Regions from separate parts of the Mus musculus genome. Here region 1 is linked to region 2. The links are chromatin contacts, found by Hi-C or POLR2A ChIA-PET in ENCODE. All regions are on one chromosome and are shown on one strand. Each heading gives the region's core, a stretch centred on a gene start or an enhancer-like site at or near the end of the contact. The rest is flanking DNA. Distances are from core to core; before and after follow the strand shown. Region 1 holds the start of Lmtk3 (lemur tyrosine kinase 3). Region 2 holds the start of Sult2b1 (sulfotransferase family, cytosolic, 2B, member 1).

Region 1 (3,773 bases), core at 93-2,592, 43 kb before region 2:
CTAGTGTGCGCATCCCAAAGCCGTAGGTCTTGGGAGTGCTCTGGGACCTCCAGTCTCTTTGCTGCCTGGGGTCTTTCTCCCAGGTTAGTCCTAGGGCACCTCACCTTGAAACGAACATCACCCCGTTTGCAACACAGACAGGTAAGGAGGAGAAAGATGAAGGCCAGCAGACCCGAACAGGAAATGAGGACCACAGCGTAGGGCGGAGCCAAAGGGGCCCGGCTCAGAGCGAATCCATCTGTGGGCATAAGGCTAGGCTGGGGTCTGGGCTTCAAGACACTGGCTACCGGACTCATGCCCCTCCCATCCTAGGCTAGTCTTGGACTACAACCCCCATGATGCTCCGAATCCAGGGGCTCCTTGGCAGGGGAGCCAGGTGGTCTAACGTATTGTGGGAGTTGTAGTTTAAGGTCTTCCCAGGTGGTTGGGGGTGGGGTCCCTCCTATCGTTTCAAACTGGGACCCACCCCCCACCCCAAACGCATCCCGTAACCCGGATACATTCCAGTGACCAGCAATAGTGAGGCCTGGAGCTCTGAGAATTTACAATATGCTACCATAGACAGCTTCATGACCATCATTCCCCCAATAGCAGGCTGTTGGCAGATATTTGCCCCGAGCTGAACGCACTGCCCACCCCACGCCTGAAGGGTGACTGAGAACTGTTTCTTTTAAAGACACAGGGAACACAGACTTGTTCTCTAGCCTCAGCCTCAGACCTGAGGGAGGGGTCTCTGCAAAGCCTCAGCTGTGTTCCCCTTAGAAATAGGGTCTCTCTCTTTCCCAAAGGCCGCGGCCTTCCATCTCCCCGCGCACCCGTGTGCACTCGCGTGCACATGAGCTCACATGCACGCTCACAAGCACGCACTCGGCCCGCAGCCCACTCCCCACCCGCCCTGGCTGGTCTCCCTGGCCCTGCAGACCCGTTGGTCCCCAGGGACTGCGCACAGGTGCCGGGCGGACCCGGTGGGGGTGGGGCGCGGGCCGCGGACGGCTGGACATACTCACCCGGGTGCGCTGGGGACGCCAGGCAGCCGGAGGCGGAGACGGCCGCCAGGAGGATGAGTGCGCCGGGTGCAGGCATCTTGTCCAGGATGGAAGGGAGGTGGAGGAATCGGCGGCTGGGGAGGAGGGGGGGCGGGCCCTCAGCCCCCAGCCATGGGGACCCGCTCAACCCTGGCCTCCCTCAGCCCAGGAGAGGGGCGGGAGATGCAGGACAGGGGGAGGGAGGGGTTGCTTACTGGTTCTGATACCCCCCTCCCCCTCCTCGAAAGGACAGACGGATGAAGGGATGGAGAGGCGGACGGAGGAGAGGAGCTGGGGAGCCGGGGTTGCTGGGGTAGGGGGGAGGGGAAGATGGGGGGGGGAGAGAACGAGGGCCCCGCCCCCGAGGACAATCGGGATTGGGGGAGCAGAGAGCCTGTCAGAGGAAGGGTGGGAGGAGGAAGGAGGGAGCGTTGTCATGGCAACTGGTTCCCGGTTGCATTGGCTGCCAGGCGGGAGGGGAGAATAGGGAGGGGGAGGAGGGACAGACAGAGACCAACAGACCCTTGGAGGGGGGCAGGGTCCACAGTGCGTGGCCCTGACACCACTGTGACACAACACTGGTGCCCACACGTGTGCTACATGCTAAGATGCAGATAGCAAGCCCACGCAGCCCACACACAGCTGAGACATGTCACAGGAACCTTCACAAGCGCCTCTCATACAAAGGTGGACAGCCATCAGCAAACGGAGACAAGGACACGTCACACACAAAGACACAGGGACAGACCACACTGAGAATGCATAGGCAGTCCAGACTCTGGTTGGTACAGATTCACCCAGCCACACAGGAATACCCAGCATCACATGAACACACACGCACACGCACACATACAACACAGAGCTCCAAACATAGGGAGGTATCACAAAGATCCATTCAGACCCTTTGGGACATGAGGAGGCATGCTGTCATAAACTGATATTCCACACAGGCAACAAAGAACACACAGAAATCACTAACTCAAACACGTAAAGCCAGTTGCATGCACACAGACACAGGCTTGTCAGTCACATATGGAGCATACAGAAACAACACATGCATGTATGCAGGCACGGGGTTTGCACATTGCTCACCTTCAGGGACAAATGCATATCACATACATGCACACGGGAACACACGGTTCATACATGCAGAGCTACATAGCTTATGCAAAAACACAAATATAGAACGGGTACAAACATGCCCTGTGCACACGTATTACACACAAAGGCACACCACCTACCTAAATAGACAGCATGAATGGACACACTCTTTAGACGTGATTATGAGGACTCCTTATCCACTGCAGTCTCACACCACAGACATCAACACACATGGGCACAAAAGATGCATAAGCGTAGTTTATTTCATGTATTTATTCTTGGCAGGATTTACTCTGCGCCAGGCGTTTCCCAAGATTTACAGTATTACCTTCCAATCATTACAACAGCCCCCAAGACAGGTTCTTTTTTCATGCCCAATGTATAGGTAAGGAAACTGAGGCACAGAGAGGGGCAGTCACCTGCCCCATGCACAGAACAGGGGATAGGCAGAGGTAAGGCTGGAACCTGGCCGTCAGGGACACCGACACATCAGACAAGACACACACACACACACACATCACGTGCCAGGCTGCAGTCTCGGGGTCCCACCCTACGCGGCGGCACACAGAACTGCAGACACACCCGGAAGCGCGGACTGCCGCCCTCGGCGAGGATGTCTCCATGGTCCAGGAATACCTGCGACTCGTCCCCTCAATGAGGCTGGACCAGAGCTGCGCGCGCAGCACGGCTCACTGGGGGCACGGGGAGGAGGGGAAGCCTCGCGGGGGGCTCACTGGAGAAACTGAGGCAGGATCATCGTGGAATGGAAGTTCAGAAAGGTACAGGGAATGGGATTGCAGTGACCGGGGAGTGAGCACGCAAAGCGGACCCCCTGACTGAAGAACCAGAGCCTGGAGAAAGAGAAGCTCACAGGGAGTCGTGGGCCCGCGCAGAGTCTTCTGGGAAATGCAGTCCTTGTTGGTCTAGCGAGGAGGCTTAGGTTGTCCGTTGCGCCACCTGCGGGGGTTTTAGCCTGAGGGTGACAGGCCGGGCGGGCACTGGCTACCAGTAATGAGGGCGGGAAGATTGACGCCGCCGTTTGTTCATAAGTTCACTCAACAAATGTTTACTTTTGAGTATTTGAATGTGGTTGGCTCAGCGGTGTGCCAGGAGTCAGGACTGCTGGAAGAAGCCGGCTATGATGTCCAGCTCTTTAATCACCACCAAAGTTTTGTGTGGATTTGCTTTGTCGAGACGGAGTCTCACTGTATCCCAGCGCTACTGGAACTTACTCTAGCTCTGGACGTCCACGAACAATCTTCTGGCCTCAGGCTCTTGAGTGCTTGGATGACAGGTGTGGTCCAAGCCACATTTTAGAAACGATTACTTAATAATAATATGCATAAGTATTATATTATTGATATATTGTTGTCTTTGTTTGTTATTATCATCATCATCATCAGGATGGAGTAAGGTAGAGCCAGCAGAGTGCACCTCCTGAAGAGAACATGCTAAGAATTTTCTTGAGGCTGTGTTCAGAATCCAAACCCTAGGACCAGAAAACTTCTTTGTCCCAGTACACGTGTGCCTGCCCAGAGCTCTGACATGGGCATCTAGACCACACCTGTGGACCATTCAACTGTGTGTTTAGGACATATTTTGTTACCAGTTTTATAATAAAACTTTGTCAGAGAATGTGGTCTACCT
Region 2 (3,540 bases), core at 233-2,732:
GCTGGAGTTATCACAGAAAAAGGAGCTTCAGTTGAGGAAATGCCTCCATGAGATCATGAGATCCAACGGTAAGACATTTTCTCAATTAGTGATCAAGGGGGGGGGGGCTGTGGGTGGTGCCATCTCTGGGCTGGTAGTCTTGGATTCTATAAGAAAGCAAGCTAAGCAAGCCAGGGGAAGCAAGCCAGTAAGTAATATCCCTCCATGGCCTCTGCATCAGCTCCTGCTCCCTGACCTGCTTGAGTTCCAGTCCTGACTTCCTTTAGTGATGAACAGCAATGTAGAAGTGTAAGCTGGAATGGGGATTCTAGGTAGGGGCTCTACCACTACAAACTTTCTTCTTTCTTTCTTTCTTTCTTCTTTTTTTTTTTTTTCGTTTTTCAAGACAGGGTTTCTCAGCCGGGCGTGGTGGCGCACGCCTTTAATCCCAGCACTCGGGAAGCAGAGGCAAGCAGATTTCTGAGTTCGAGGCCAGCCTGGTCTACAGAGTGAGTTCCAGGACAGCCAGGGCTACACAGAGAAACCCTGTCTTTTTTTTTTTTTTTTTCCGAGATAGGGTTTCTCTGTGTAGCCCTGGCTGTCCTGGAACTCACTCTGTAGACCAGGCTGGCCTTAAACTCAGCGATCTCCCTGACTCTGCCTGGGACTTAAAGTGTGCGCCACCACACCCCAGTGTCTTTTCCTTTTTGAGTCCAAATCTCCCTGTACTTTTGGAGTTGGCCTTTAGTTCTCTGTCCTCCTGTCTCAGCCTTTGGGAATGACCAGCGTGATGTGATCCACTGGTCTCACTCACAGAGGTCCCACCAGTCAGAGGAACGAAGCAGATGCGGCATCCAGAAGCCAGGCTGTTCTTAGGAACTTTTAGTGGGTGCGTTTCTTCAAAACAAAGCAATATGCTGTGGTTTCCTTTTCCCTCAAAACATGAAACCAAGGGTTGTAGCGTGGTGGTCGAGTGATAGCCTAATGTGTCAGCATCAAGGCTCAAGCTCCATCAGTACAAAAAAATCAGTAGATAAAATATGTGTCCCACATGAGCCTGGTGGCCCAAATCTGTCATCCTAGCTACTTAGGAGGCTGACACACAAGAATCAAAAGTTCAAGACCAGCCAGAACAGCTTAGTGAGACTCTGTCTCCAACAAATTAATAGAGGGCTGTGGGCGGGGCTCACAGTGCGGGGGGGGGGGGGATGGGGCGGGGCTCCGTAGTGGACCACTTCTTGCACCATTCTGAAAGGTCTAGGTTCAGTCTTCTCTTTGGAAACTCGGTTTCGTGGCTGCGTAAATGCGTCATGGCTTTGGGACAAACAGCTAGATCGTTTTAGCTTCTCGGTGAGTCATCGTGGGTTCTCACATGGGCTCTGCAGCGTGCAGCGTTGGCGGGGGCACCTGCCACCTTTGGCTTGGGTTCCTCGTTCGGAAAATGGCCTGATGACGTGGTGTCGCCCTCCAGGGTTGGGATGTGGAATAGACATAAGGAGAACACTTAGCTCCACTTTGCAGACATGAAGTACCCTTCCTCCTACCAGAAGCGTAGCTTTGGGCGAGTCACTCCCACCCTCCACGCTCAGCTTTCTACACCCATAGTGTGGGGGCGACAGTATGACATCACGGGACTGCTGTGGTGGAGTTGAAGTGGATCTACTCCTCAGGTGGACACACGGGGCTCAGAGAAAGGACACTCCTCACTGGCGTGTGAATGGAGGGCCCTGCGACTCTTGCCCACCTCCTTGGTCTTCTTTACACGTGCCCTTCCCCTCTTTCAGCTGGAATTTTGGAGGTGAATACTTCAGATACAAAGGTATCCCTTTTCCTGTCGGCATGTACTCACCGGAGAGCCTCAGTCTGGCTGAGAACACTAGCAACGTGCGGGACGACGACATCTTCATTGTCACCTACCCCAAATCAGGTACCGGTAGTGCTAGTCTGGGCTGGGGAGGAAGGGAGGAGAGAAGGGAGGAGGAAGGGGAGGAGCCTGCTTTGCAGAACCCGGCAGCTTGTCCTCTGCTAACAGTACCTTCCTTTGCACTGCGCACTAAGTCCCTGCTCCAGGGAGACTCTGAAGGCCTAGCTAATGTCCCCTCCCCTCTAGGGCTGCCACAGTGTCCCCAATCCTTCCCTGTCTCCCAAGCCTTCACAGCACTGAGTGCCACCAGCCGCGCATGGTTTGCTGGGTAATTTGTTCATTTTTGTTGAGAAAGGTTTTCATGTAGCCCAGGCTGGCCTTGAACCTCAGCTGGTCCTGCTGTCTCAGTGTCTCGGGTTCTGGAATGGCAGGTGTGTGCTGCTGGGCACAGTGTCACTGGGTAAACCTCTGCTTATCCACTGGAAGGTTAATCTGGCTCTCTCTGAGCGCTCTGTCTGCCCTGGCTGTTGCTTGTTCTCGGAACCGCGCGTGTCTGTGGAGGAGGTTCCTCATTTCGTGTGAATTCGCATGCAGACTACTCCACAGTCTTCACAGAGAAGGAAAGCCACTGCGCATTCTGCTTCTCTCTTTGTCGCTGTAATAGACCACCTGACCAAAAGCAACCGAAGGAAGACAGGCCCTGTGTGGCTTACACTTCCAGGCCCCAGCCTTATCACAGAGAAGCAACGCAATCAGGAACAGAAGCAGAAATCACACAGGATCCTGCTGTGACTGCCTGGCTCCTTAGAGCTTGCTCAGCTAACTCTATAAACCCCAGGCCCCTGCCCAGGAGGGGCACTGCCCTGAGTGGGCTAGGACCTTCTCTATCAATTAGCTATCAAGAGTGTGCCCCCGGGCAGCATATGTCTTTAATCTCAGCACTAAGAGGGCAGGGGCAGGTGAGTTCGAGGCCAGCCAGGGCTACATGGGGAGACAAATAGTAAATAAACAAAAAACATATTTAAACAAATAAACAATGATAAAAGAAGACAATCTATCACAAACATGTCCTCAGACCAATGGAGTCAACCCCCCAGCTCAGCTGAGATCTGGGTAATTCTGGGCTGTGCTGGCAGCTGAGGCGAACTAGGAGGGCTGGCTACATGGTGCACATCTGTAATCCCAGCATGTTGGAGGGGAAAGTAAGAGGGTCGGAGTTAAAGGTCATCCTCAGGTACAGACTGGGTTCGAGGCCAGCCTGGTCTACAGAGTGAGTTCCAGGACAGCCAGGGCTACACAGAGAAACCCTGTCTCAGAAAACCAAAATCAAGAAAAAATAAAATAACAAACAAACCAACCCAAAAAAGCCCTAACTCACCCCACCGAGTACAAGTATGAACCTTATAGATATCATGCTAAAAAAAATGGAGCCAGACACAAAAGGAATTACATGGGGCCCTTAAAATAGCCATGCTTGGTGGGGGAGGGGGGGAGCAGCTAGGGCGGTAACAGGAGTGAGATGGGGGCAGGGTGGGTGGGGCAGGGCCTACCTAAGGTGAGAAATGAGAGCATTTTTTTGTTTTGTTTTGTTTTTTTGTTTTTTGTTTTTTCAAGACAGGGTTTCTCTGTGTAGCCCTGGCTGTCCTGAAACTCACTCTGTAGACCAGGCCGGCCTGGAACTCAGAAATCCACCTGCC

Evidence for each region. Hi-C counts contacts between places; a loop is a spot of excess contacts on that map. ChIA-PET counts read pairs that join two places held with the same protein, here RNA polymerase II (POLR2A).
Region 1: a map of left cerebral cortex shows a loop between it and region 2 (6-fold over the local background). The contact joins the promoter of Lmtk3 here to the promoter of Sult2b1 in region 2. A Hi-C loop is called at or near these places in 8 of 37 maps with a recorded cell type or tissue (CH12F3, gastrocnemius and left cerebral cortex). POLR2A ChIA-PET finds 5 or more read pairs at or near these places in 4 of 5 experiments (Patski and embryonic stem cell).

Annotation. Positions count from the first base shown.
Region 1 is chr7:45,782,916-45,786,688 of GRCm38, reverse strand. Lmtk3 (lemur tyrosine kinase 3) reads right to left here and starts at 1,342. Exons shown (of 15, transcript NM_001290990.2): 1 at 1,008-1,342; 2 at 105-238. The coding sequence starts at 1,083. It overlaps Gm5897 (predicted gene 5897), which reads left to right and starts at 2,222. Exons shown (of 2, transcript NR_153811.1): 1 at 2,222-3,420; 2 at 3,530-3,757.
Region 2 is chr7:45,740,420-45,743,959 of GRCm38, reverse strand. Sult2b1 (sulfotransferase family, cytosolic, 2B, member 1) reads left to right here and starts at 1,482. Exons shown (of 6, transcript NM_001360784.1): 1 at 1,482-1,906. The coding sequence starts at 1,600. Gm31597 (a long non-coding RNA gene) reads right to left here and starts at 1,998. Exons shown (of 3, transcript XR_391433.4): 1 at 1,829-1,998.